Linked DNA regions of Mus musculus: all the other regions are linked to region 3. Evidence: chromatin loops called from intact Hi-C (ENCODE). Cell type or tissue: left cerebral cortex. All regions are shown on one strand. Each heading gives the region's core, and the rest is flanking DNA. Links, peaks and the distances in the headings are about the cores only.

Region 1 (9,977 bases), core at 1,988-6,987, 66 kb before region 3:
TTAAAATGCCCAGGCCACGTACTATGGAACTGGGAAGGGGGTAACCTTCAACCGCTTAAAGACGTGACGGAAATGTCCATCCTCTTCTGTGCATGTGGGACATGTCTTCATTTCACAAAACTGGAAAGTGGCCAGGCTAGAATTCACACTCATAAGATTAGCTGGCCCTCAAGTGCTTTGAAGTCTAATATGGTAAAAGTCTCAACAAGAGAGAAAAGTCTTGTATTCTGGTGTTTTGCCTAATATGCAAGGAGTCAACTTTAATGTGTAATATGTTCTAGTGTTGTTGGGTTCTGCTTATAATTCCTTTAACTCAATGATGTTCATAACATCAGATCTTTGTACTTATTATGAAGTTAAGCTGAGGTAGCTTTCCTATTAAAGAGAAGTATTCAGGCAAAATAAATATGCCAAGCAAGATAAATCTAGGCTCTTTAGGCTTCTTTCAAAGGATATGTTGCATTTTAAGTGAGTCCTTTTTCACATTTTAGAGTCCTTTATATATACTTTTATTTTATATAAATAAAAGTTGATTTTGTTGTTGCATAGTAACCAACTAGCACTTCAGTGATTGCTAGGAGACTCCATCCCATCTTAAAGATAAGGATGAGGTACCTTATCTGATAGTTAGTATATGTAATAGTCATTAGAGTCAAATGCAGCTCCTGTTTAAATAACTCATAATGCTTGCCACACAGTGAACCATGCCAGCTAACTCCATAACAAAAACACTTCCAAAAGAGAGGCACACTTCTCAACACCTCGCACATTCCTGAAAATATTTCTCTCTCTCTCTCTCTCTCTCTCTCTCTCTCTCTCTCTCTCTCTCTGTGTGTGTGTGTGTGTGTGTGTGTGTGTGAGGATTCAGGTTGCCACTGTTTGATAATTGGATTGTCCTCCCTCACACACACCTTGATAAGGGGACAGTAACAGTGCTGAGTGTGACAAGTTGGACCTCAGCGGCAGTAAAGGAACAGAACTTGACAACAAGGACATAATGTATAGGAAGGACAGTGAACATATGGGCAGCAGAAAAACTATTTTTCATAAGAGTGACCAACCTTCTCCAGAATCCTCAAGTCCATGTTCCTAGGGTCATTGAACCTAGACCTGCCATTGATCATGACCATGGCCTCAAGTTATCAAGAAAACCCCTTGTGTCTGAATCAAAATTACATGCAGATTTCATTATTTGTGTCAAACTTCCTTCTCAGATGTTGGCATGTAGCTTTCTTTTTGCTACTTTGTGCGTTCTTCTCTTCCCACCCTTTATTCCCTCAGGTTTCACCCCCTATTACTAGATAGGAGAGAAAGGAAGATGGAGGAGGAGAGAGAGAGATCTAAATAAAGTCAGCAGTCTGAAAGGGGACAACATTATCATTAGATTACTTTCCTGCTGACTAGGGAAAGTTTGATCTTCACACTCAGGATATCTCCTTTCTTTTTGCTGTTGTTTCTTCATTGTATACTACAAACACCAACCAACAACCCACCCCACCTCTCAGTTTATAAACCCTCTGAAAAGTTCCCAGAATTCAAATGTCACACAATCGGAGAAACCATCTGCAGCCGACAAAATCATGTCTCTGCTAAAGCATGAGACAAATCATAGTCAGCTGCTGTGGACAGTCTACAGCAGCCCCACCTCCCACACCTGGGATTAAAATGAAAACATATTCTTATTTCTTTGTTTCTGTCACTACTTTGGCAGGTACAGCAGAATGTCCCTTTGGGAAGGGACTTTGCTCCCCTTTCTATGAGCAGCTTTCCTTTGTCTGTTGTATGTATTCATTTTTGCTCAAGATTCCATTAAAAGGGGTCCAAATTCCCTAAAGCTGTTTGAGAATTGATTAGCTAGAAATTCCAATCTTGCAACACCTCTTTCCTCCATGTTGGCAGGGGAACCACATGACCTTCACAAACAGTCCCAACCACAGCTCATGTCGGAGCAAATAAGCCACCCTGCTAACTCTGAAATCAGTTTGATGCAGCTGCACATGGCCTTTCCACCTTAAAGCCACCGTGGGTGGGGCTGGAAATGCACTAGGAAGTGTAGGTTCTGCCTAACTGCCATCAACAAGTGACAGCCATTATCTCTGTGTGTCCCAGCAGTGGTCTCAATTGCCTGCGTATGAAGTAGACACAGGAGTCCTACAGAGAAAACCTACAGGGAAGCCATGGGAAGGGGTTGAGAAGGAGCGGGCTAGGGAAAGATAAAAGTCCAGAGCAGATGAAGTAGGGCTAAAGAAGCCAGGAAATGTTGTTCACTGGGGCCTGCCCTGTGATTGGATCGCAAAGATGAGAATCTTAACAAGGACGGCCCTTTCATAGAGGCCATATTCAGCAGTACCAGCAGCCATCCAAAAGTGGCCTCACCCTTGTGGAAGGTGTAGAAAAATAAAGATCTTTTACAGTTGGATATTTCTTCCACTTTTAAAAGGAAAACCTAACCTGGCAATGGTGGTGCACGCCTTTAATCTCAGCACTTGGGAGGCAGAGGCAGGTGGATTTCTGAGTTCGAGGCCAGCCTGGACTACAGAGTGAGTTCCAGGTCAGCCAGGGCTACACAGAGAAACCCTGTCTCGAAAAAGCCAAAAAAAAAAAAAAAAAAAAAAAAAAAAAAAAAAAAAAAAAAAAGGAGGAAACCCTGCTCTGCGCAGTCTGAACAGGGCTGGCATCCACACATGTGCACATGAAAGTGCCCTTTTTAGCACCCTGCTATCTCATAACCTTTTCAGCACGGGGCACCTGAATGAGCTTTGTCTGCTCGCTGGTGGGTTTGCCTGTAACAGGAACCCATGCCTTGCTGCCCATCTTCACCACAGTTCCCACTTCAGTGCACCAATGTACTGTTGGGAAGCCCTCCTCTCCCTCCCCAGGTAGGAAAGCCCCATCATTCGTTCTGCATATATAGCGTCAGGGTCTCAGGAGTGAGAAGCATATGTTGCCAGCACACAGTTCATTAATTCTTACGATTCCTGTGGCCTCCCCTTCCTTAAAAACAGAAATCTTAGAAGATGTCCTTGCCAGGAACAGCACGATCGAATCCCAAAACAGCGTCACACTTTTGTCAGACCCTGTTGTGTATTATATAGAAGGTCTGCCAAAGTTAATGCCTCTCCCCAGCTGGCTTCTCTCCCTGCCGTTTGGAAGGGGAGCGTCCCAGTTTAGCCCCACTGCCGCTAGGATCACTTTCTTGTCAACTACATCCAGCCTTTCTCGGAAGGATACTGATGCTATTTGTTGGATTGCTTCTCTAGCATTCACTCGATGTGAAAGTAAGTTCCTATTTGAAGATAGTTCGAGGTACTTGGTTGTAATGAGAATTTTGGCTTCTTTAAACACAGAAACATTATAGGAGTGTTTTTGTTTTAATCCCATGTGTGGAATATGGGGCTGATTTAGACTGCCCACAGCAGCTGGCTATGATTTGCCTTGTGCTCTGTCGGGGTGTGATTTTGCCAGCTGCAGATAGGAATCTTAGAAACTCTTGAGGGTATAAAAATGCTAGAGCCCCCAAGAGATGCAGTGGCTACTGCTCCTGTTCCTGCTGCTGCTTCCTGCTGGCTGCTGGCTCCTTGTAGTTATCCTAATAAAGATCAGCATTGCCCCAAGGACCTTCCCTAATCATCAGGAAGTAGTCCATGAGATCAAATTGACACCCCCCTTTCCCCTCTAGCCTTCTTTCTTTACCAACTAATGTTGGGAATTGGAAGAGATAAGGGTGGTAGAGAAGGGAACCCGTACACTTAGTAGAAGACAAAACGGTATACAATACGTAGGTGGACACTCTCAGAGCTTGTAACCCATTGGAGGAGATCAGACGTAAAACAGCATGTAAGCAGCACATGGTACGGTAAAAACATTTCCCAGGAAGGAGGAGAGACAGAATGTGCAGATGTGTGGGAAGTTCTCCCCACTCTGATGTGTGTCTTTTAGAACAGAGGAAAGGTATGTGAGGTTAGACCCACAACAGCAGTCAGTCATGAGGACTAGCTAGGACAAGCGCATGGTATGTGAGGTTAGACCCACAACAGCAGTCAGTCATGAGGACTAGCTAGGACAAGCGCATGGTATGTGAGGTTAGACCCACAACAGCAGTCAGTCATGAGGACTAGCTAGGACAGGCGCATGGCACAGGACTGTAGTTGGCCTTGGTTTTCAGGTTCTATAGCTCTGGTGTTTTCTCCCAGGTCTACCAGCAAATGTGAAGCTCCTCCCAGCCATAGCCTAGCCACTACCTCCTGTTCACCTTGAACCTGTCTTCCCAGTCCTTGGTCCACTGCTCCATGCTTCTCCATGTTGCTCCATTTCCTGAGTGGCCTTGTCACCCTCCTCTCCCCGTCCGCATCTGTTGTCCTTACTGACAAGCCCTACTCCACCACTCCAGGTGACAATATTCCCTTGACCTTCCAAAGCACTTTGGACATCTTTAGCATATGGCCTTTCTATGTTCTATCTAGAACAGGGACCGGTCATCTTGGCAGTGGGTATGGACTCGCAGTGTTGATAATAGCTCCACCCACTTGGCTTGCGTCATGTGTAACTTGGAGGAATTTTTCCAGTCCATTTCAGTTGATTTTCTTCTAAGAAGCAACTTGGGCAGAGTTGGCAGTTTATGAATGAACAGGAATTAGGACTCAGCTTCCAGCTCTTGTCTGTTGGATCCCATTTAGCATCCATTTGAAGAGCAGTGACTCAAACATCTAATCTGGAGAAACAGCCAACCAAAAAAATGCATGGCCACATCCTGGCTAATCCGAAGATGCTGCCTGCTGTGCCGGTGGAGGAGCAGTGCGTGGGAGTGGGTGGGGTTTGTGAGTCACGCAGGAAGGGAGCATGAGGGGGTGATGGGAGAAGCTGAAACTTACCCGTTCTCTTCTTCTGGAGAAATATCCTTGCCCAGCATAGAAACCCTCCTTTCTACTGTGTTCAGTGTCTTCTGTTTCCCTTTCCTTAGAAGGCCCATGGAACCACTGGTACTCTCAGATGCTACGCGATCTCTGGGTTGGCATGATTCATGACATGGTCTCACACTTGTTTTAGAAACCTTGTTGTAGCTTACATTCTGCTTTAGCTTGAACCAAAATCACCTATAGCCATGACCTCTCAGGCAGGCCTGTCACATTCATAACTCATGAATGCAGAGCCCTTACTATGCCTGGCGTTTCCTGCCTTCCTTGCCACTGCTGTGCAAAGGAAAGGGGGTGTGAGGTGGGAAGCACCTTCCCACCCACTGCATTTGAGTGTCGCCATAGCAACTAGTAATGCCTAGAAGCAGCCCAAGTGTTGTTTTGTTTTCTTTTGTTTTTATCTCCAGTTCCTCAGCAAAATGTGACCCTGGAACTTGAGACATAGGGTCAGCTGCTTGACACACTTGATCCAGCCAGGATCATCCACGTGGCCATTTCGGGTGGTCCATGATTGTAGGAGTAGGGAGGGCTCAAAAGCATCCCTGTGTGTGCAGCCTGTGCAACCATTGCTGGTTCAGGAGAGGTGTGCACAAGCCTTGGGGGTCACTTACCTGGCTGCCTCCCTCTTGGGCTTCTGCCCACAGAGGCCATCACAGGCCTCGAGATACAAGGTTCCTGCTGGTGAGCAGTGTTGCCTTTTGAGCTAGGAAACAGTCCGTTAGCCTAGAACTACTTTGTCCATCTGTGAGCCTCTGCCTGAAGGCTTGAGAAAGGAACAGAGTCATCCGTCTCCAAGAAGGTCTGTGGGAGTGTTGCATGGCCCAGCAGCAGAAGCAACGTCCGCCTTGCAGCCAGGCAGACCCAGGTCCCGTGCTGTGCTCACAGCACCCAGGTCTTGTGAGAGTTCTAAAGCCCATCATTCCTCAATCTCCCTTCCCCCAAGGAAATGAAATCATGGGGTATGGCATTGTTGTGGGAATCATAGATCATGAATATAAGGCCATGAGTGTATCATGGTAAGCTAGCACACGGCAGATTTTTCTTAATGGCAACTTTTTAATATTACTGCCCACACCAGACTTACTCATCCAGGATATGCGAAAATGGCATTGATGAATGGGTATTTTTAAATATGAGGCTGGAGGTAGGTGGGGCTCAGTGGCAGAGTAATTGCTTGGCATCCCTGGTGCTGTGAACATAGATAAGCAAATAAATCTTTTCTAAATAATTGAGACCTAGCCTTAACTAGGATAAGGAATATGTTTATTCGCTTAAATGTAAATACTATGAACGACTCTATCCTCCCTTTTCCCATCTCTACCAACTCCTAGCACACTGACGCCATCACTCTGACCCTTCGGAACTCTGGGGCCTTCTGCTCAGACTTTCTGTTTGGAAAAAGAGGCAGGCACTAAAGTGACTGAAATGCAGTTAGCTGATAACACAAAAAAATTCAAAACTATTCACCTTTCCCTGCAGAGAAGTCACAAAGACTTTTTACCGAAAGTTGTGTACAATCTGTAGGTGGTAATGTGACTGACTGGGCTATCCAGCAAGTTGTGAATGCGACATTTAAAGTGGATTTTATAAACATTCGTGTCAATGTACCCTGATGAAGTTCTTTTCTGCACCCCCACAGGAACGTGGCTGAAGAGTGGTCTGGGCCTGGTGCACCAGGAAGGCAGTCAGCTCACGTGGACGTACATTGCTCCCCAGCTGGGGTACTGGGTGGCAGCCATGTCTCCCCCCATCCCAGGTAACACAGAACCAACAGGGCTGGCAATCCGGGTGGATTTCTTTTGGGGATCTGAGCTCAGCATTCACTTAAATATAACTTCTATAGGCAGTTCATGGTGTGTTCTTTCGGAAGGTCAAATGGTAAAGGCTGTTTTGTCAGTGGAGAGCAGTACCTGGAACTTTGACATGGAGGCCAGGCACCAGGCGTGGAAATGGTCTTGTCTCCAGTTCCATCTTGCTCAAACAGCTGCCTTTAGGAATTCTTAATGAAAGTGTTCAGAAGAGGCTGGGACCTTCTCCTCCCTAGTTCCCAAAACAGCTGTGGCCTAGTGTATCTGTAAACTTGAAGGCCAAACTCTCAGCCAAAAGCCATCACTGGGGGCTTCTTGAGGCAAAATGCTTGCTTTAGCATTTCTGATCAGTTTAGTGAAAAGCTAGCTGCCTAATGTTAAAAAGAGTAATCTTCACTTAGAATATGTGAGTTGAGTTTAGGATATGATAAATATATGCATATATGTGTGTATGTATATATACTTACATAATTCCAGTGATATTGCAGGACATTGTGCTTCTCATGAGAATTCTTCCTAGTGATATCTCCCTTCACTGCCTTTAAAAGCCATGCATGCCACTTGGACTCACCCACCTTGGAAAATCCACTTTCCTTACCATTGTTTATGCTGGGGCTACATCAGAAATATTGTTTTGTGTTGTTTTGAACACATGTTAAAGCACATCTGTTCTGAGTTACAAAATTGAGATAGGTTAAAAGATACCTGATTGAGCTGATTAAAAGATACTTCATACAAAGACACGATCGATGCATTTCCAAATGAGAGCTCGAAATATTTTAGCAATGGAATTAATGTTGAAGCATTAGAATTCATGCTTTGGCCTTCTAAGTGACTACTAGGATGGAGCTAGTCCTAGATGGGTGTGGAAAAGCCTTCCTTTCAGTCACCACATTCCTGTCTAAGAAATACACACTCTTCGGCGCTTTCCTCGAAGGAATTGCTCTCGCAGCATTGCCAGCGTAAGCCTGCCACAGAAACACCCTGTTTCCCTAATTTGGAGTATGCAAAAGTAGACAAAAGAGAGGAAGAAATGAAATGCCACAGGTACCAGAGTGAACGCCACAAAGTCCAGCCACCAAAGGGAAGTTTTCTTAGATGGATTTCAAACAACTGTGGCTGTCAATTTTCCCACCATGCAACAGGTTAATATTAATATGAGCTTTTATAAAGAGGAAAGCAAGGGCATCCCAGCACAGGTCCCCCCCCCCCCCCCCCCCGCCCCCAGGAGTTCTCACGCAGTGAAAGAAAAGACTCAAAGCTGTGAAAAGCAGCCCCACCCTGCCCCGGTGGTGCACATCATGGTGCTGCTTCGTGGGTAATCTTCCCACTGTGTCTTTTACTTAGACAAATTTCAGTGAAGCTATGCTTCCCTGCGCCACAAACCAAGAAGAAAACGGTTACGGTTTTGTTCCTTAATTCTGAGCTTAAGCAGAGACTAAAATTTAAGCTGTGAGTTTTATGAAGATTTCTTTTGACACGGGCTAAAATAATTACATTCTGAGTGTTTAACAGACCTTGAGAATGGTCTTACAGGACGAAAGTCTCCCCCTGCCCTTCTCTTTACTTCTGTATGGAGGATCAAATCCAATGTCTTTGAATATTATCTCTGTACTAAGATGTCCTATGAACAGTTAAGGCAGTTACAGACATCTACGTACACACTTTCCCACCCCACTAAATTTAAGAAATATTATATATATATATATATATATATATGTGTGTGTGTGTGTGTGTGTGTGTGTGTGTGTGTGTGTGTGTGTGTGTATCTTATAAGATATAATATTTAAGAGAGAATTCCATTCTCTTCTGGACTCAGGAAGTATCATCAATTCCAAAACCCAGTAATCTTCCTTGGATTCATTTAGCTCTTTAAAAGATTTGAGCCAGACATGCTGGCTCGTCCAAGCTGTAGTGGAGCAGAGGCAGAAGAGTTCCGGGAAGTTCAAGGCCAACCAGGCCAGCCCAGTCTTATAGTGAAACCCCAGGAAAGAAGAGAGAAGGGAACAGGGAGAAAGGGAGGGAGTGAAAATTTGTCTCCTTAAAAAATATTTCTAAAAAAGAAATCTGTCATTGAACATCAAAAGCAAATTTATAATAAAGCAAATGGGTACTTGTTAATAAATAGTATGAAGCCACTGTGTCCCATCTCCTGGACAGTGCAGGGAACTGGACAAGAATAAATGTCATTGAGAGGTTTTGTTACCAATCTGTTTTGAGCTACCATGTGAGCTACCGATTTATATTATTCACAACATTATGAGGCCGATTCTCATTGCCCTGGAACATTGGGAGCAAAACTTAAACCCACCCCTTGGTGTTCTTTACATTGCAAATTAAAAGCTGTTGTTTTGTTCTGATTATCTCTAGCAAATCTTTTCTTTAAGTGCTAGAGAGTTCTATGACCATAAGAGATTAGCCTTGCTAAAAATAAAAATAAACAAACAAAAACAATATTGTGGATGACTATGTAATTTCTTTAAATAGGAAAGTATTTTGGTCAGACTTGACATTTTAAAATTACAGTAAATTTCTATCATATATTTAAAGCAATTCATTCAGGCAAAAGATATTCTGTACAGCAGTAATTTCCAGGAAAAGTGAAAATAAAGTCATAGCCACTTTTTGTCATAGCCACCTTGTAAAATCCCCAGGTTCTTGGTTCCTCTCGGACATGAGGTTCTACTCAGTGGTTTATCATGCATTCATTTTCTTTTATGAAAAGATCATGTATTTAGAATGCTGGGCATGCTGCTGTGAGAGACTAGCTTCTCCTCTAAGGGGAGGGGTGGGAATCCCCTTGATATAAGAGCATTTCATACCTGAGCATCAGGGGCTACCAGCCACTGAAGGGCTAGCGACTGTCATGGATGGGAGTGACGGTACCTTGGGTAAAACAGCCATCGTGTCTCTGACCAGCCACTCTGTCTCGCAGGCAGGAAGAGGGTTTTGTTTTTTGTTTTTTAAGTCATTACATTCTCAACTCATTATTCCTATTCTTACATGAAGGAATTCAAAGCTCTAAAATGCGATTTTCTGACCTTCTAGGTCCCGTTATGACACAGGACATTACCACGTATCACACGGTGTTTCTTTTGGCCATTTTAGGAGGAATGGCTTTCATTCTTTTGGTTTTGCTGTGTCTCCTTTTATATTATTGCAGGTAAAGTGTTACCATTTGGATGATGTATTTGTTTAATGTAGAATTTCCTATGCAATTGGTATTCGGAAATGTTTTTTTCCTTCTTCTTTCTTT
Region 2 (9,977 bases), core at 2,731-7,730, 110 kb before region 3:
CCTACAATCTCTTCAAGGCAGTTGACATTGCTATTTTATGAACAAAGAGTGGTGGATTGGCAGAGGCTGTAAATGCCAGTTGTGGTAGTGTATCCTGGTAGGATTTGCTGAAGGAGGCAGAGGAAGGAGGATCATGAGTTCGAGGCCAGCCTGGGCTACACAGAGGCTGTAAACGTTTCAAGACCTGATTGAGTTAGCAGCATCGAATCCCTTCCCATACTGCTTTGCCACAAAATGGACACTCCAAAAATGTTCCTAAATAGACACTGATGTGGCTTGGAATGTCGGCTCCGTCTGGATCGTGCTTCGCAATGAAACAGCTCAGTGTAGCTTGTTAAATAGCTCCCTTTCTTTGAGAGATAAGCTCATATGTGTAACTTAATCGCCACATTGATTAAACTTGAGCTTCTGAGGGCGCCTTCATCTGTCTCTTGTACTATTTCAAGTGCCAGGGAGTCTCACACACTCGAGCCGTTCACAGCCTTCCAGCAGCCTCTTCCGCTGGCCCTTTCTTTCCCATTTTCTTTAATTCTCAAAGTAATTAATGAATCCAATTCCTCCCAGTTGCCTCCCGTTTAGCGCTTGTATGTGCTGAGCCTCTTCCCATGGGGAGATATGATTTGCTAAAATAACCATTATCATTCTCTTCAAATCTCAAGGCTTTGTGCAAAATAAATGCTATACAGTTTTGCTCTTACTGTATCCCTAGACCCCCTCTCCCCAGAGAAATGGTATAGGTGGAGCTGGAAATATGCACACACAATTTTTCCCCTACCCAGGTTGCCTTGGTAACCACTGCACTAGCATCTTCCAACAGATGTCTGAAGCTTGGCTGAGGTGTGTACGCTAGTTTTCCAGACATGTTTACCGTCGCTCATTAACTTAGGCATCCCCAGCATCTTCCATATCTGCATGACAGGAATCTGTGCCTTCCTGGGCATTTTTAAACACCAGTGAAGCAGCAGTACCTTAAAGCTGTGTCTGTTTGTCACCATATTGTGTCACTGTCCTTCTCGTGTTCAGTTATACGGTGAGCTTGTGAGCTCAGTGAACACATCTCATGTTTGCACTGCTGTGTAATTACCATTATCTATCGTACAGTGTCTGACAACAATGAGACTATTGCTAGACCTGTGAATATCCATCAGCCTCTATGGACAAGTTCTGTGAAGCTTGGACTGACCATGACTTTTTTCCTCTTTAACCATATTTACTATGTTTTATATCATTAGCTGTTTTAATTATTCTTTGGACAAGCCACATTATCTTTTTGCTGAGTAAGTCCTTAAGTGGTTCCTGATAGTACATGCAGAAGGCTGGGGTCGGATCAGTCTAGTTTGCTGTATAACTGATGAGATAGCTTATTTAGGTGAGATCATAGGAACATGATGTCTTTAATTTTTCCCATGAGCATGTGGTTATGCACGTAAATTATGCAAGTCCAGCAGTAGCTTTCAAAAGACCCTGAGATGTTTAGCTCAGGAACACCTTGGCTAGCTGCAAGAATCCAGCTATCCTAAATTTGCTCTGATGGCAGAAGGCACATGCTGAAGCAGCCCCAACAATCTTCCTTTTTATCATGCAGCATAACAGAGTGTGGATGACGGCTTACCTCAGAGTGAATGGACGGACTTTACAGGAGCCTTAGCCAGAACTTACGGGAGGGTGTTGATATTTTTCTGTTTCTATTATAGTGTGCTTCAAGTGAAAGTTATCCTGACACTTGAAAAATACAAAAGTAGGGATATGTGTGTGTGTGTGTGTGTGTGTGTGTGTGTGTGTGTGTGTGTGTGTGTTTCTGTGCCTGTGTTTGTGTGAGAGAGAGAGAGACACAAAGACAGAGAGAGACATATTCCTTTAACTGATGTATTTTTATAAATGTTTGGTATTCTACATCTCAACATTCTGACAAGTGGGTTAGAAATTCCTGCTCATTGGATACTCATCAGTTTGTGCTTCAAACAGGTTATGGACATATAGACAAAGGGGTAAAAGAATACACTGATTGGTTGCCCTGAGATCTTCTGGCCAAGCCAGAAGTGTGTGCATAGGAGACACAGAGAGCTCGAGAGGTTGAGGGAAGAGAGCACATCGTGTGCAGAGCCTGTCAAGACTGTGATGGGAGTAAGATGCTCTAAGAATGTGCGAGGAACCCTCACTGGCTCCCTGAACAGAGCTCTTCTCTTTGTTTCCCAAGCTGAAGCTGCTGTGTCTACCACATTGCAAGCTGAAGCTGCTGTGTCGACCACATTGCCTTCTCTCCCCGAGCTGCTGTGCGCGAGTCAGCTGGCTGGGGTGGTAGACCATTAAATGGTGCGCAGAATGGCGGTCTGTGTTCCCAAGGGCCGTTGTTGCAAACTTATCTTCTCCATGCTGCTCCAGTGGGTAGAAAGGAAGCCAGATACTGGTATAGAGATTGCAATACCCTAGTGAACACTAAGCAATGCTTTTAAGAATAAACTGAGCAGAGGTAGGAGTTCCTTATCACACATGACCTCAGATCAACAGAGAGGTTTGCAGAGGCTCTTTGTACCATCGACAGTGACAGGTGCTACCTGGAGAATAGCTGGAGAGGGCTGACTAGGGGTTTCTAGGGCCCTGCACTGAAGTGTGCCTGCACTGTCCATACTCTGTGGGGGGCCAGTACAGGGGTCTGACCTCTGCACTCACCAAGGTGAGTATTCCTTTTAGAATCAGACACAAGAATTGCCAAGTGCCATAATAAGGCTGGGAAGGGAATCCAAGAGCATACAAGTTATAGCAGATAATCATTAAGCTATGTGAAATGTTACTATCCTTCTTCGGTTTATATATGACACAATAATCTCTTTTTGAGGCAAGGAATTTTTATGTAGCTCAAACTTGTCTTGATCTCATATAGTTATTGTTACAGGTGTACACTAATTATACTAATTAATTAATACTCTAACACATAATCTAGTATAAAGTATATAATAGGTCTATAAAATATATGTGTAATTTTTACTGGACTTCATTCTCTCAGATTTGAAAACTTTAAATGATCTATTTAAGAAATAAAAGTAAATAATAGAAGATGCATGTACCCCATATGAAAGATAAATAAATTATGGGAATACAAGTGACAAAGTACATCTTAATTTTATCAGATCATTAAGTCAAGTAAGCCTTTTGTGTTTGTGAAAGAGATAAGACAGCCTGGTAGAAAGCTGTCCTGCACTTAGAAGGCCTTCTCCAGCCTGCTTTTCCTGGCTATCTAGTGACAGAGATTCAAACCACACACTGCTGTGCTGAGACCCAAGTAACAGAAGCACACATATCTTAGATAAAAGAAGAGCAAGGGTCTGGTAAAACTCTCGTTTTAGACAATGTTTTAAGTGACTAAATGATCTTTTACCATTTCAGTTAAGAGCTGTGAAGCCCATGGTGAATCTGCTAGATTGGGGTTAAATATAGCATATCATAGTGTTGGGTGCTCAGAGTGGTGACTTCCTGCTCAGCTGCTCTGCCTGCTGCGGGGCACTTCCCAGAGCGCCAGACAACATGACATCAGAGAGCAGGCCTGCAAGGGAGAAGTGGCTTTCTTTCTACAAGGCTCTGAGAACCAAGCCAGAGAGATGTCAGATTTCCTGCTAGGATGGACTACTGTGGAAATTCAGCTCAAAAATATTTTAGGAAAGGAAAAGTTAAAACCCAACCCCAAAAGAAAGCCAGTTTGGAGAAATTCGGAAGGGAAGCCAAAGCTCTAACAGGCAGCCACCAGCTCCACACAAGTCACCACCTCTCCAAGTCAGGTCCCACAACTTCCTAGAGCTTGTTAGACTCAGTGTTGAGAGTGCAGAAGGGTGGGGGGTTAAAAAGGCAAGCGAAAATTTCTCCCAGCTTTGGTCCAGTGAAAACCTTCAGTGTTCTGGACGGTTCTGCACCAGTGAATGGTTTTAAAGGAGTGATAGAAAATGCTTAATTTGATGCTTGGATGATATATTATAAAATAAATGTATTCCATCATTTATGTAAAAATAAAACAGACATTATTTGAAGCTGAAGGGGGCTGGGAAGAAAGCAAGCATGTTTTCTGCCTTTTTTTGTGTCTTCAGGCAATTTTATCAAATCCCAGTTTCGGGAATCCCTGCCTGTGTGGGGATTACATACCATAATTCCGTCCTCTTGTCCCTGCAATTATGTCAGCTTTTAACTTACTGCTTGGAGCCGCCTCCTCCCTTGCCAACAATTTGAAACAGCCTTGTTGCACTTAGTTCTAAATCTGTGACAGTGAGAGAGGAAATGTCCAAAAGATAATGCTGGACTTCTGAAAGATAATGTTTAGTTTCCTGCCCACAAGGCAGATGCTCCCTGTACTGCTTAAAATGGACTAGTCCGTGCCCACAGAGCCAAACTGTTCATGTCTGCCAAGAGCAGAGGCGCTGTGAATGAAGGCAGGGAAAATTCCTCAACATACACTGCCTCCCACTTCCAGACTCTGGGACTGGCAAAACCTGAGACTGAGTTAGAGGTGCTGGCTGGCTAAATTCCTGACTAGAAATAATTCACTGTATGAGTGTATGAGGCAGGAAGAGGCCTGAGCAACTACCTCTTGGGTTCCCTCAGTCTGAGTAGACAGAGTAGAGATCATAAGGGAAGGCTTGGGGTAGGGGGAAGGCCTGGGGTAGGGGGAAGGCCTGGGGTAGGAGGAAGGCCTGGGGTGGGGGAAGGCCTGGGGTAGGAGGAAGGCCTGGGGTGGGGGAAGGCCTGGGGTAGGAGGAAGGCCTGGGGTGGGGGAAGGCCAAGGGATGTCGTTGAGAGAGATTCTCCTGGTCACTGTTCAGTCGGTCGGTCCTGGATGGTCCAGCATCCGGGAGAGCAAACAGCACTACTCCCTCTAGCAGTCTTCATGAGAATAGAAGAGAGACCCACATAAAACTTTTGTGTATCACAGAACATCTGAGAAGGCAGGCTCAACACCAGAGCAGGTTCCTAGCCATATGGCAAGAATGTCCCTCCACAGTTCCAAACTGGACAACTCCCCTGTAGTCTTTTGGCCAATGGAAGAACCTGCATCTATCCTCCAGATCAAGTACAGTGTGTCAGTATGTCAACCCAGCAGAGTCTGGGCTGTCCCCTCTATCTGTATGAACCCAGCAGAGCCTGGGCTATGCCCTCTCTGTCTGTATGAACCCAGCAGAGCCTGGGCTATGCCCTCTCTGTCTGTATGAACCCAGCAGAGCCTGGGCTATCCCCTTTCTGTCTATATGAACCCAGCAGAGCCTGGGCTATCCCCTCTCTGTCTTGGTGACCAGGGAGCCTGGGAAGGTGCAAGCTTACCCACGCTGCTCATTTCTTGCCTTCCTCTCACAACCCTGCTTGTCATTTCTCCCGGAAAGTACTTCCAGCTGAACCCCATAACCAATAACCAGGAAGCCATGTCCATCCCAACAGTGGTTCTGGCCCAACCACAGATGGAAGTCTCTTTCCCAGCATCCCCACCTCAACAAATGTTGTCCTGGCTTCCTGGGCCCTCTGATTTCTGGAATTTCAAGACCCAGGGCTGAAGGCCAGTTTTGTTACTAGGCTATGCAGCTTGCGGTCTGCATGATGGATGGTGAGGGGTTGAAGTAGGGCAGCGTTGACAGGATACACAGTGGAGGCTATCTGGGAGATGTGTGTTTTGGAATCAAACTCAACAGAACCCAGCAATAGATACAAACAATAAGGAACAAACAGAACGGTGTCCCAAGTTCAGATTAGAAATCAGATGTCCCTGCTTCAAAGGGTACTCTGAGCTCCCACTGAACAGCAAAGAAGCAGGATACGGCTTCTTGAGAGCAATTCTATTTTTATTCATGTATTATTCATCTTTTAACAATTGCATACTTAAAGACAGCCTACCGTGATGATATCCACCCCTGGTTCCCTCTTTCTTGCCCCTCTCCCACTCTTACTGACTGCTGCTTGCCCAGAAGACTCCTCCCACTCTGATGTCTTCTGTTTGCTTGCTTTATTTTATTTCTTGTGCCGATAACCATGGCTGCTGCGTTTTCGTGTCTGTGACAGTCATGTCATGGCTGGAAGACAACGTTTAATAATGCTCCTTACCCAGGGCCAATTGTAGACTCTTCCTTTCAGAGTTAAAGAGGGAGTCGTGTTGATAAACAGAGCCTCACACAGTCAAATGCCCCTTCCAGATGTCAACAGTAGGATGACTTTTGCTGACTGGATAGTCTAATGCAGCGTATTACTCTACAAAACCTGTATCCCCATCAGCGTGTAGGGTAGTGCTTCTCCACCTTGAAAACAGTTTCTCATGGTGGGGTGACCCCAACCATGAAATTACTTTATTGCTACTTCATAACTGTAATTTGCTACTGTTATGAATCTTAACATGTCATGCTAAGTCAGTGCTAAGTGATGTCTTCCAAAATGTATCACAGAACATAAACAAAGTGGCCCGTATTAGAAGGCATGGACATGGTGGAGTCTAAGAGGCTGGCGAGAGGGAATGTCCTCTTGCTCTGTTTGCTCACAAACCACATCTTATCATACAGTGCAGAGAGATCAGAAGCTTTAATCCCAATTGTTAGTAAATGTTACATTACCATAAAATTGCATGAATCATCAAAGGTTGCCTGGCGACACCCTTCCCACTCGCCCACTTCCAGGGGTTTTTTTATAATGTGAATATTACTGAAAACTGAGTTGATTTGTGTTATAGTTTAGCATATTACTTGGGTGGCAAGGAAGACCAACTTAAGTAAGAAACTCTCTGTGTTATACATGTGTGCTACACCGCCTGCAGAAAGACAAGACTGGGGGATTGACTGTGTATGGCATATCCCATCCCTAATTTTCATGCTGTGGCCTTGATCCTTTTTATTATTTTTAAATTTATTTGTTTAGGATAGGATGTGCATGCTCCAGCATTCATGTAAAAGTTTAAAACAAAACAGAACAACAACAACAAAACACTTTCAAGAATTGTTTTGGGGGCTGGAGACATTGTTCAGACGTTACTAGTGGTTGCTCTTTTTTTTTTTTTTAATATTTTTTTATTACGTATTTTCCTCAATTACATTTCCAATGCTATCCCAAAAGTCCCTCATACCCTCCCCCCCCCACTCCCTACCCACCCATTCCCACTTTTTGTCCCTGGCGTTCCCCTGTACTGGGGCATATAAAGTTTGCATGTCCAATGGGCCTCCCTTTCCAGTGATGGCCGACTAGGCCATCTTTTGATACATATGCAGCTAGAGTCAAGAGCTCCAGGGTAGTGGTTAGTTCATAATGTTGTTGCACCTACAGGATTGCAGATCTCTTTAGCTCCTTGGGTACTTTCTCTAGCTCCTCCATTGGGGGCCCTGTGATCCATCCAATAGCTGACTGTGAGCATCCACTTATGTGTTTGCTAGGCCCCGGCCTAGTCTCACAAGAGACAGCTATATCATGGTACTTTCAGCAAATGCTTGCTAGTGTATGCAATGGTGCCATCGTTTGGAGGCTAATTATGGGATGGATCCCTGGATATGGCAGTCTCTAGATGGTCCATCCTTTTGTCTCAGCTCCAAACTTTGTCTCTGTAACTCCTTCCATGGATGATTGTTTCCAATTCTAAGAAGGGGCAAAGTGTCCACACTTTGGTCTTCGTTCTTCAGTTTCATGTGTTTTGCATCTTTGAGAGGACCCAGATCCTATTCCCAGCTCTCGAACATTCTGTCATTCCAGTCCTAGCGGACCACTGCCCTCTTCTGGTCTCCATAGGCATTGCATGTATGTGGTATACAGACATACATGCAGGCAAGCACAATACCTATACATATAAAATAAAAATAAAGGTTAATTTAAAAAAAATAAAAAAGGTTAATTCTCTCCTTCTACCATGTGGGTCTAATCCAGAGAGCCTAGCTCTGCACGGTCTGTGTCTGAGCCTCTATGGTCACTTGTATGATCTCCTGGTTCCTACCTCCCTCAACGTTCCCAGTTACCACCAGCTTTTCAGATTGAAGGCAGCTTAACACATGAAGCAAGTGGTGGGTGGGTGGGTGTGCCAGGTTCACTCCTTTCCTGAGCATAAAGCATTTACAGGAGTGGGCACCTCTTTTGAAATAGTGTCTAGCTCTGGAGTTGCCCCCGTCAGTTAATGCCTACTGAGGCTGGAGCCTGCTCCATCGTCATCTCCTCCCTAGATTGTTAGATTGCCTGAGCCAGATGCTCATTCTGAATACTTGCCTCAGGCTCAGAACATGTGTCACCCAGACCTAGAGGTTTCTATAGCACAAGTTTGATATCCACAAACTGCCTGACTCCTCTGTGACTTCCAATAGCTCTTACATGAAGCTCGCAGAGTAATCTGACCCCTGCTTGCCCAGCATCCTCTCGGACCCTTTGCATCTTGCATAACCCACTATGGCTTCTCCTGGAAGTGCCTCCTTGTCTTGCTTCTGAGACCTCCCTGGCTCTCTGCAGCTGTTGCATTTGCTTGGTACTTGCCTGTCTTCTTTACCACCCATGCGTGCTGTGACAGTTGCAGCCCTAGGGGCAGAGTCAGAGCTCAGTAAGCATCTCATGCCTGAATAAAGGGAAATCATTCATTTCATTTTAATTTGTCAGCAGTGTAGACCTGTGTATTTTCAACCTTGATTATCTGCTTTTGCTAGTATTATTGACTTGGTGCTGTCCCTCTGTACACATATCTGACCTCTTTATGCTTCCAACCTCCTTTTGCCACATTCTTTAGGGCCTCCCTTTAAAAACAAAAGTGTGTGTGTGTGTGTGTGTGTGTGTGTGTGCAAATGTCGGAAACATGGGCATGCACATATGTATATGTTTCTGAGGGCCTCGAGGTAGAAGTCTTCCTCTATCATTGTCTACCTTTTCTTTTGAGACAGTGTCTCACCAAACCTAGAGTTCACCAGTTTGACTAGTCTGGCTTGTCAGCAAGCTTGGGAATCCTCATGTCTCCATCTCCACAACACTGATATTATGAGCATGCATTGCTATGCTTGCATTTTTATGTCCGTGCTGAGATCTAACCTCAAAACCTCCTGCTCACACAGAAGACGCTATACCTGTACCTGCCGAGCCATCTCCCCAGCCTTTAACACATTTGTGATGACCAAACAGCAGTACTGGCATGCTTATATCAGTTTTGCTGGGACAGTTGCAGAGCCCATCGTGAGTCTCCCAGCAACTGTAGCAGCCCGAGGCCGTGGGAGCTGGTGGCCAGCAAGCAGGAAGGATGAATGAATATCTAACCTGTTTCCTAGTGTTGTGCTGCCTCTCAGTTATCTGTCACATGAGCAGGAAAAAAATAAAGGACGAAGCAGCTTGTGGGGAAAAAATAGGAAGTTTTTATTTCTTAAAGTTTTTTTTTTTTAATTTTAGGGTTAAAAAAAGTTTTGTTTGTTATTTTTATTTTCCTAAGTTTTAATAATTAAGAAAATGACCAGGGGACTCCCATCCATTGAGATGGCTCAGCAGTTAAGAGTACTGATTGCTCTTCCAGAAGTCCTGAGTTCAATTCCCAGCAACCACATGGTGGCTCACAACCATCTATCATGAGATCTGATGCCCTCTTCTGGTATGTCAGAAGAGAGTGACAGTGTACTGATATGCATAAAATAAAGAAAGAATTAAAAGAAGAAGGGGGAGGAGGAAGAAGATGAAGAGGATGAGGAGGAAGAGGAAGAAAAACACGGGGTCAGAATTCCTTGTAAAAGAATGTAGTCCTAGACGTACTTAACATGTCCCATCTTTGGCCTACTGTCAGGGTTAATGTGCATTTTCTGTTTCCAGAGGTGACCTTGAAGGTGCACATTAGTGACGCCAGCACCCACCAGCCCATCGCAGATGCGCTCATTGAGATCTTCGCCAGCCAGGTGTCTGTTGCCTCTGGCACATCTGGCACAGATGGGGTTGCTTTCATCAAGTTCCCATACAAGCTTGGAAATCAGCTGATTGTCACTGCCACAAAACAGGCCTACGTGCCAAACTCTGCCCCGTGGAAG
Region 3 (9,977 bases), core at 2,609-7,608:
AAAGGTTTTTGGCTCTATGGCTTCTCCTCTATGCCTTCTTAGACAAGTTTCTCCCTTCCACTCCTCCCATCTCTTCTTGCTCTTGGAGGACTAGGCAGGAGAACAGGGTGCTCACATGGAATCCCTGGAAGAAATCTCTATTTCTAGGAGAATTTAGTCAAACTGCGTCTCTCTTTCCTAGCACTGTTACCTTGAGCTCACAGGAAACCCATGGTAGGAGAAATGGCACCTCAGTGCTTTTGCAACTGGACTAGGGAGAAAGCGTTGGGGCTTACAAACCAGGAGAAATGAGGTATGAGGTAGAGTGACCCATTCGCTGGCTTTCTAGAAGTTATAGCAAGAAGCTATAATAACACGACTCAGGCATATTCCATCTGTATGTATTTTGAGAAATGAGCATGGGAAGCACAGTACCCTGGGATGTGCTGGTAGACAGTGCCTGTGCTTTCCAGAGTTCAGAAAGCAGTGTTGTTTCAAAGAGGCCCTCTTTACCAAAGGAAGGAGCCTCTCAGCTCCAAAAGAAAACCTTGCTTCTTCCTCCATGGCAACATCTCTGCATCTTTCAGGAAAATCAGTGAGGTTATACTTAGGCTTGTCCTGTGCAGTCCAGATAGACTCACAACATTGGGATATATATAATACAATACTGTGGCACCTTCTTACTCATTCACACAATAAGAAAAATATACACAAAATAATTAGCAATAGGGGTGAAAGACTTTGAATTGCTCTCAAAATGTATTTCAAATGTACAGCTTTTTTTTTTCTTTCTTCATTTCTTTTTTCTTTTTTGAACAGGGTTTTCTAGCTATTTAGCCCAGGCTGTCCTGGAACTAATAATCTTGCCTCGGTCTTTCTAGTATTGGGCTTACAGGTCTGTTCTCCAAGGCTCAGGTCAAACATAATTTGCCTGACACCCAAGATACTGGCCTTGAACTCTCAAGCACAATTCTCCCCCAGCCTCCTAAGCTACTGGGACTATAGGCATGTGCCATCACTTCAAAAACTTGCTTAGTGGGCAGGGTAGATACCCCAGTCAGGAAAATGCTTGCCTTCCAAGCATGAGTGTGATCCTCCAAAGCTACATTTGAAAAAATATTTGGAGTGATAACACATTTTTGTAACCCGAGGTCAAGAAAAGCAAAGATTACAAGATCCCTGGGGCTCCCAGGCCATCCAGCCTAGCCTACATGGTTGAATTTCAAGCCAGTTTAAAAAACAAGACAAAACAAAACAAAACCATAAACAAAAACAAAAATACTGATGGATTGCACCTGAGGAATGAGACCCAAGGTTGTTCTCTGGCCTCCAAACACACAGACATACCTATATGTACATTTGCACACACAAACATGGAAACATAATATTTATTATTGGCTTTAAAATGTGCTTTATATCTAAGCATGCTATGTGTCCCTGGTTATATTGAATTATGTCATCCCCACCCAGTCGGACTGCTGTTGTTGGACAAAAGAAAGGAAAGAAGTGTAGTAGGAGGGACAAGCATTGGAGTCTCCAGACAAGTCTTACAGATAAGTAAGAACCCTTGTGTATTCACAGGAATGGACACAGAGCAGCCGTGTATAGACACCATTGTCTGTTTCTCAAAAACTTAAATAGCATATGATTCAGCCACTTTACTTCTGTTTGAATTGTTCACCAGAACTGAAAGCAAGGTCTTGCTTTCATAGTACCCAAAGAATGGAAAAAAATTCAATGCCCACTGATGAATGGACTCATAACACATACAGGCAATGGAATAGTATTTAGCTTTCAAAGGAAAGGAAGCGCCAACACATGCTTTAACATAAAGGATGTTGAGACCATTATATTATGTGAAATAAATCAATCTTAAAAAAAAAAGGTGAAGAGTTTATATGACTTTCTACAGTAGTCAGATTTACATACACAAAAGTAGACCGGTATTTCCCACAGTCTGACCAGAAGATGTAACCAAGGAGTTGCTTAATGGGTATAGAGGTGTAGTTCAGCAAGGGGAAATGTTCTACGTATTGGTGGTGTGAAATGAAACCAACCTATATGCTTACAAAATGTTTGACAGTAAGTTCTACACTGCATATTTTATGACGCTTAAAAATATACTTTAAGCCGGGCGTGGTGGCGCATGCCTTTAATCCCAGCACTCGGGAGGCAGAGGCAGGTGAATTTCTGAGTTCGAGGCCAGCCTGGTCTACAGAGTGAGTTCCAGGACAGCCAGGGCTATACAGAGAAACCCTGTCTCGAAAAACCAAAAAAAAAAAATATATATATATATATATATATATATATATACTTTAAAAAGAAGTGAACAAGATCAACAACACAATCTTGTACTTGTATTCCATAAAAAGATAAGCCAAGCAGAAGGAGAAAGTCCCACGGGACACTTTTAACACACTGGCAAACACTCTGCACAAGTGTTTTCCCCTCAACTTGGATTTCATCTTCCCGACACTGCCACTTGGCTCTGACTCCTGGATGAAGCCAGAGAGAGACAGAAAGCCCTTTGGAGGCGAGGTGAGTTTCTGCACATGATGATAGAATTTAGGACTCCTCCGGGGCTGGCCACAAACTTCTCTCTCCTGTAAAAGATTAATATTCTGCAGAGAAGCATTTGGATTATATAAGGCTTCAATCTAACACTGTGCAAATGTCTGGCCCTGTTCCTTTGCATTCTGCAGAACAATGTTCCCTGCTTGTCATTATTTTCTGATGTTTACTGAATTCTAATGTCCTCTCTTCAATTTCTCCAGAATTATTTGCTTTCTTGATTTTTTTTTTTTTTTTGGTTTCTTAGGTAATGTTTGTTGAAAGTTAAAATAAATAAATGTGTGCTGTATTTCCTTTGCCTTGGGAGTTTGAAAAATGCTTGAACATGTTATAGACATGGGTTGCTCTGAGCTCAGAGAGCACCTGACTCTTGTGTCTCAGGATAAGAAACTGCACTGGGGAACACACGGTTAGAAATAGTTACTTTACTAAGAAAGAAATGGCACTCCTGAGAAACAGAGTGGGTTAGTGGGCTGAGGGAAGGGCCTCAAAAGACTATGCCATAAGACACAGGAACCTTCACAGGACATTCAGAAAGCACCAGTCTCTCACACATTTGAATACAATGTGCTTATAATGTGTTTTTCTATTCTGTGCTATGTGGACTGAGGGTAGGGGGTGGGAGGGAAGGCTTCCATGTTTTCTTTGCCTATTGGCTTCCTTTATATGTTAATCTTGATATTGATTTCCCCAGTCTCTATTGTCTTGCCACCAAGCCCTCTGACAGGTTAAAATGACTGACTTCATACCTCCTGGTTAGGTCTCTGTTGACAGGTTAATTATTCAGCTATATTCAGTTTATGAAGATGAGGGTCAGGAACCTTAGTCATCTCTGCCTGCCTTTATCCTAAAGTCTGAACCTAGAGGCCACATTTGACCTTGTCTGAGAAATAGTTGCAATTGTTAAGCACAGAAGTGCATTTTCTCCATCTTTGGGTCCCACTTACACTTCCTCCAAGAAGGTCAGACAAATGTTGGGCTTTGAAATTGCTCTGCAAGTTTTGTCTCTAGGTCATTCGAGCTCATTGCATGTTAACCACATAGTCATGTGTGTGTGTGTGTGTGTGCACTTGTGTGCGTGTTTGGGGGGAGATTTGCTTTACACTAAAATTTTCAGGTGGCTTTTAGGGAGTTTTCCCCTCGTTACAGAGTTTGGGTAACTTTCTCAGCAACTGCCTTTGTAAAACCGCCTCACAGTCTTCTGGTGGTCTGGCAGGATCTTTGAAAAATCCCTGTCTCTGGAATGCAACCGAGTGCCTGCTGTGGGAAGTATTTAACAGCAATATGGATTTCACCTTTGCCTTATCTGGTACACCCAGGAGATTCTCTTTCCTCTATCCCCCAGTCCTTTATTTTCCCTGAGAGGAGTCTGTTGTTGCTCAAGATGTCCTTGAACTCTGTATGCAGTGGATGCTGGCCTCAAAGAACTCCTCATTTTGACCTCCGGGACTTTTTACATCCAGGACTGCTGGGATAACAGGCATGGGCCACCATGCTTGGCTTTCTTCCTCTCCTGTTTCCTGATGGAGGACGATTTCAACACTGCCCATACAGGTTTCCTTGGTGGTCTAGGTCATGACCTTCACTTAGGAGAGAGCCGACAGACTTGCCTAAAACGACCCAATCCCCCTAATCTGGGTGTCTTCATGTTTCACAAAATGTTCATTCTGTTCTCAGCCGAACCCATCTAGACAAAAACATGCAAGCAAAAGAAAAAAACCAACCAAACAAACAAAAACCCCAGTCAACCAAACAAAAACCAACTCCAGTCATTTTCTGTTGAGGACTCTGAGGCTGCTTGCAGCGGGGAGGTGGGGAGGGCGGAGCTTTGGCTCGATAAGCATTAGATACTAAAATGTGAAATGGAAAATTTTGAAGAACATGTGGAAGAGGAGGCAGGGAGAGCTTTAGGGAATCGCAGGCCTGAGTGAAAAAAAAAATCCCTGCAGAAGTCGAGAGCGCTGAGGCACACAGACATATAGAATCTGTAGGCAGTGGTCGCAAAGGCTGCCGCGCAGCCCTGCAATCCAGCCTGCAGTGACCAGGTCTAGCCTTGGAGCCACAAACGCATCCTCATTCAGGCCACGCCCCAAGCCCAAAAGCCTCGGCCTCCGGCTCCCGCTCCGGCTCCACCATTCCCCCACCGCCCCACCTCACAGCTTTAGACTGAGGAAGGGCCGGCCTCGTGCTTTCGCCCTTCTGCTGGCTGAGGTGGGCGGGGCCGTGCCCGCTGAGGAGGCCCGAGCGGGCGAGCGAGGTGGGCGGGGCAGTGCTGGCGGAGTGGAGCCGAAGCGGAAGGCGAGGTGGGCGGAGCCTCGCTAGCCCAGGCGGAAACGGGACCACGAGAGGAGCCGGTCTTCACCCGCTAAAATAGGCGGAAGTGGGAAGGCGAGGTAGGCGGGGCCTCGACTGCCTAAGTGGGAGAACTGATGAAGTGGGCGGGTGTAGGCACGCAATGTGGGCGGGGCCCGCCCTGACTGAGGCGGGCGGGACTGCATAGACAGGCGGGAGCCTCAAGGGAGTGGGCGGGGCCGGGCCGGCTGTGATGGGCGTGACCGGGGGGTGGGCGGGGCCGCAGACTCGAGACTCGGTGCCCGAGGGTGGGCGGCACTAGAGGGAGCTGCGGCCGCGCCCGCCCTGTCGCGCCTTGCTTGCTGCTCGGAGCGCCGCCTCCCCAGCCGTTCGGAGCCGCCGCGATGGCGGAGGACAGCGAGTCTGCGGCCAGCCAGCAGAGCCTAGAGCTGGACGACCAGGACACGTGCGGAATAGACGGAGACAATGAGGAGGAGACCGAACACGCCAAAGGGTAGGAGGTGGCGCGCGGGCGCGACAGGGCGGGGACCGCGCGCACCTCAGGGCTCCCGCGCCCGCTCGTGGCGTGCGGGAGCCCCTAGACCGGAGGCTCCGTTTGGCGGTGTCCTCATCCCGAGACCATTGTGAGGTGCAGGTCTCCCAGCTCTCGGGGAGCACGCAGTGGTGGGCGAGGGCTGAGGTGGGCGGGGAGACTGCGACTCGGGCCCGGGAACCCGCGACGCGACAGTCACCTGCCGCGCGCCCCCGCTGGCTTGGCCTCACCCTACCACGGCGAGTGGTTCGGGTGGGAACTTAGCAAGGACGCAAGGCCCTTCCCTTTGCGGTGGCGGCGTCTTGGACCGGCGAGGCGAGGGAGATGCAAGTCGTTCCACTTGTGCCTTGGCATCCTTCTAGTTCTTTCGCGCCCCCCCCCCCCAGCCGCCACTAACCCCCTGTAGAGAGGAAACCCGCAGAGCCGGCGGTGGGGGTGGGATAGGGATGCGCCTCTGGCGGTCTCGGCTGCTGGCGACGAACTGCGCAAAGTTCTGCCTCCCAGGCCGGGAAAGGGGCGCCGAGACCGGGAGAGGGGGAGGGAGACAGGTCTCAGCCGACGCCTGAGGGCGTTCAGCTTTGCGGCCTCTGAGCGTGCCCTCAGAGCTTTCTAGAGCAGAGCTGACGGGTGAACGGAGTTCCCGCGGCCCCGACCTTGCCCCTCCTGCAAAACTGGTGTCTGATCTCCAAAGCCAAATGCACCAAGTACTTTAACATTTGATCGGTTTCTCAATCTATGCTGCCCTCTTTTCTCCCCTACAGACTTGATTTTTTTTTCTTCGAGAAAAGACTGCTTCTGGTTAAGGCTGGTATTGAAGTTCTGTTTTAGAGGCGGGGTTTGGAGGATCATTTTAAATAAAGACCGGTGTCCCTTTGTAGGTGCTGTTTGCCTCAGCCTTTTACCCTGTTGGATTCAAACTATGCGCTGGCACAGACTGTTACTGCTGCCCCTTAGAAGTGAGATTCTGCGAACCATGGTGACTGGAGAAGTGGGTCAGCCTAAAAACACGATAGGGAAGCCTGAGTCACAGATGGCTTATTTATTCAGTTCATGGAGAGTCTTTAAAGTATTTGTATTTTATTTCAACGTTTACTTTAAGCTTTAAGAAAGGAGGCTGTATTGATCTTGAATACGTTATCAGATATTAAATGACAAATGTCAAAAAAGAAAAGCTGACTACATATATCTCCCTTTGGCATGTTGCTTTTTAAGGTTTTCAGCGAACAGTTCAGTGGCAGCTGCAAGTACTGAATGTTATCATTCAAGTCTAGATTTTTTTTAAGCCCAGAGAGGCAATTCTTCAGAAATCTTAGCCTGAGTTCTGTTTATGAGTAATAGAAATTTGCCTGTGATAGCTAAATATGAGTGTATTTTTGAAACACTAGCCGTCTTGCCAGAAGTGGGTCCATATGCACGCCAGTGGATAGATAACTCAAGGAACTTCAGCACCCGTAGGTTATCTTTCTGGGGAGACCCTGGACTTATCTCTCTTCAAGTTATATTGTTCTGTGTGATTGGTATGCTAGGGTGGGGGTTTAAATCAAGCTTCCTTCCTTACAAAGTCCAGGATACCCTTGGTACAAAGACATACTCTTCTCTGCAACCACTGATCTGGAATTGTTTGATGCCTTGCTATAGGTAGGCTGTTTGAAGTTCCCATAAGAGCATCCACAGGCATTTTGGGCCCAGTTAAGAGGTTTCCAGATTTATTACACATCAGCACATTAATTATATATTAGGATGCTTAATCAAAATTTAGAGCTGCCCAGTAGATTGGGCTGTTTTAACCAAGAGTAGGCAACATGATAACTTATAGTTTAAAAAATTAATATAATGGAGTAATTGTTATATATTAAAGTATAGAGAGATTAGCAAAACCGAAGTAACTGTTCTGCTCTGTTGAACTGCTTTCCTCTTTTGATTTCAATTTAGACAGTACAATTTAAGGAAGTCGTTCTGTTTTATTTGGCTCATGAATTGATAGTGCTCCATAGAAACCCAAGTTTTCTTTAAGTAGCTAAAGTTTATCAGTGTTAAAATATAGAAAACTTTTCCTTCCTTACTTGGCCTCTTCATTCTCCACTAGTTTAAATAAACAACAAATAAAGAGCCTCTGGAGAATGAACAGATAATGTTTTACCTCTAATAGGCAAAGTATTACTTCTGAGCCAATAGGCCATGGTCAGTACATGGAGCTGTAATTTGTTCAATAGCTCCCCTGTGGCTTGAAAGGATTAATATACACCCAACATTCAGTATAATGCATCTAGGAGTTATTCTAGCTTACTGTGTTGAAACTGTAGATACAAATAAAGGAAAAATACACAGTGAGATACCACTATGCTTTTGTTTTTGCAGAATTTTCTTCATTAGCTTTATATTTTATTTTATGGGTAATATTGAATGCCCATAAACAGAAGATGAGGTTTTGTGTTTAATTTAAAGCAATAGCATAAGTATTATAAAATACTTGAGTGTCATCTTTGTCATGGGAAGTGTGTACATCAACTCTTTGGTCCACCCAAGTATGGTAGCAGTATACCACTCTAAAAGTTACATGCATTCTCAAAGCATTGATGAACAAGGAGATTGGCAGTTTTAAGTAGTGAGATGATAGCTCAGACAATGTAGTTTTATTATTTTCAAATAAAATATGGACAATTAGAAGTAAGATAATTGAGGATTTCCTAAAAAGATCCCTTCAGTGACTTGCCTTACCACCTGATTCGTGGAGCTTGAGGAAACTTGAAAACTTTGAGGCCAATGAAAAGTCCAAATGACTGAAGCTATCATTCCTTTGCTGGGTGGCAGTGGGGAGAGGTTGTCTCCAGGATGACTCTGCTAGGAACTTGCCTACCCCAGTGTGAGGCTGCAGAGGTAATTCAGGGTCTTTAATATGGACTATTCTACTCAGTCTTGATTTGTTCTGCCTTCTCAGTTTCTGAAGGGATTTGGAAAAACTGTTGAAGATGGCCACAATGTTAAGTCTACTTAAACCCAAGGTCTTCTTGCCCTATTAAGGAATGTTTTCTCCACTTGTAAACTACATCCTAGAGGACTCCTTAGCTTCATCCTATGAAAATCAGCTTTTTAATCACTGTGACAATTACATGGGAAAAACAGTTTAAAGAATGAAAGATTGATTTTTTTTTTTTTTTGGACACACAATTTCAGGGCTTTCTGGCTGTGGTCCGTTAGTTCAGTTTTGTGACTGGTGGGGCAGAAGCCCAGCATAGAATGACTTAAGGAATACGATTGCTCACCTTGTGGCAATCAGAAATTGGGGGTGGAGGTGGTACAGGAATGTACTTTCCTGGTAGAGGAGTTGCCCACTATGCATATCTATCTGGCTTTATTTAATCCCTGATACCACAAAAAATTTAGTTAAATGTGGTGGCTGTAATCCTGGCCTTTGGAAGCTGAGGAAAACCTTGCGTTTAAGTCATAGCCAGCATTGTCTCAAAAAAAAAAAAAAAAAAAGCTTGAGACAAGAGGCCCATTGGACACGCAAAATTTATATGCCCCAGTACAGGGGAACGCCAGGGCCAAAAAGGGGGAGTGGGTAGGTAGGGGAGTGGGGGTGGGTGGGTATGGGGGACTTTTGGTATAGCATTGGAAATGTAAATGAGCTAAATACCTAATAAAAAATTAAAAAAAAAAGCTTGAGACAAAATAATAAAAGGTTTTATATTGATTTAGAGTTCTTTGGGTATATTCCCAAGAGTGGCATAACTGATTCATAAAATAGTTGTTACTGGTTGTTGTTGTTGTTACTGTTACTGTTGTTATTATTATTGACCCTCTATACTGATTTCCATACTGGTTAGGATAATTTACATTTCTTCCACCAACAGACAACGGCTGCCTTTCCCCCACCATCCTAGTTACCATTTGTTGTGTTTACTCAGTAATATTATTAGGTAGTCTCTCAGACTGGGGATGAGATGGAATTTCAATGTTTTAATTGCTGTTTCCTAGTGGCCAAGAATGCTGAGCTGTATTTTTTGAATATTTATTAGCTGTTTGTATTTCATCTCTTGACAGCTGCCTGTTCATTTCCTTTGACCCTTTACTGACTAGATTGTTTGGTTCCTTGGTAATCTTTACAGAATCTAGATACTTCTGTCATATGTATAACTGGCAAAGAGTTTTCTTCCACCATGAGCTATCACTTCACTTGTGCAGAAGCCTTTTAATTCCATCAGTTCCGTTTGCCAACTCTTTCTAACATTTCCTGATACGTCTAGAAAGCATCTTCACCGGTATCTAAGTGCTTTCCTTATGCTTCCCTGTAGCAATTTTAAAGTTGCAGTCTCATATTAGGATTTGAATCGATCTCTTTTCCTGTAAAGTGAGAAGTACAGATCTAGTTTTGTTCTTTTATACTTGGATATCCAGTTTTGTAGCAACATTTGTTGACAAGGCTTGCTTTTGTTCAAAATAGGCTTTTGGCATCTTTGTTAAAAATTAGGTCTGACTGTCATTGTGGTGTTTATTCCATAGCCTCTATCTGTTCTACTGGCCTACAAGTTGGTTTCTGTGCCAGTACCATGCTGTTTCTGTTGTGGCCGGTAGTGCATCT

What was found. Hi-C counts contacts between places; a loop is a spot of excess contacts. Peaks named below come from ENCODE experiments on the same cell type or tissue, not always from the same donor. Only the 100,000 strongest peaks of a DNase experiment are listed, where the experiment ranks them.
Region 1: it touches region 3 in a loop (8-fold over the local background); 3 of 42 quality-filtered maps call a loop at or near these places.
Region 2: it touches region 3 in a loop (5-fold over the local background); 3 of 42 quality-filtered maps call a loop at or near these places.

What each region holds. Positions count from the first base shown.
Region 1 is chr2:3,213,701-3,223,677 of GRCm38, forward strand. It overlaps Fam171a1 (family with sequence similarity 171, member A1), which reads left to right. Exons shown (of 8, transcript NM_001081161.2): 6 at 6,553-6,669; 7 at 9,770-9,884. Among named protein-coding and RNA genes, the nearest start is that of Nmt2, 66 kb to the right of the region's middle. In left cerebral cortex, for the core only: no CTCF peak of the experiment used is centred there; DNase peaks (open chromatin) are centred at 4,739, 5,174 and 5,602; H3K27ac peaks cover 2,291 bases.
Region 2 is chr2:3,168,471-3,178,447 of GRCm38, forward strand. It overlaps Fam171a1 (family with sequence similarity 171, member A1), which reads left to right. Exons shown (of 8, transcript NM_001081161.2): 2 at 9,766-9,977. Among named protein-coding and RNA genes, the nearest start is that of Fam171a1, 55 kb to the left of the region's middle. In left cerebral cortex, for the core only: CTCF peaks have their summits at 4,876 and 7,722 (motif pointing left); DNase peaks (open chromatin) are centred at 3,529, 3,730, 4,337, 4,983 and 3 more places; H3K27ac peaks cover 3,457 bases.
Region 3 is chr2:3,279,051-3,289,027 of GRCm38, forward strand. It overlaps Nmt2 (N-myristoyltransferase 2), which reads left to right and starts at 5,162. Exons shown (of 14, transcript NM_008708.2): 1 at 5,162-5,356. The coding sequence starts at 5,247. In left cerebral cortex, for the core only: CTCF peaks have their summits at 5,218 and 6,653; DNase peaks (open chromatin) are centred at 3,814, 4,423, 4,947, 5,570 and 1 more place; H3K4me3 peaks cover 2,974 bases; H3K27ac peaks cover 2,700 bases.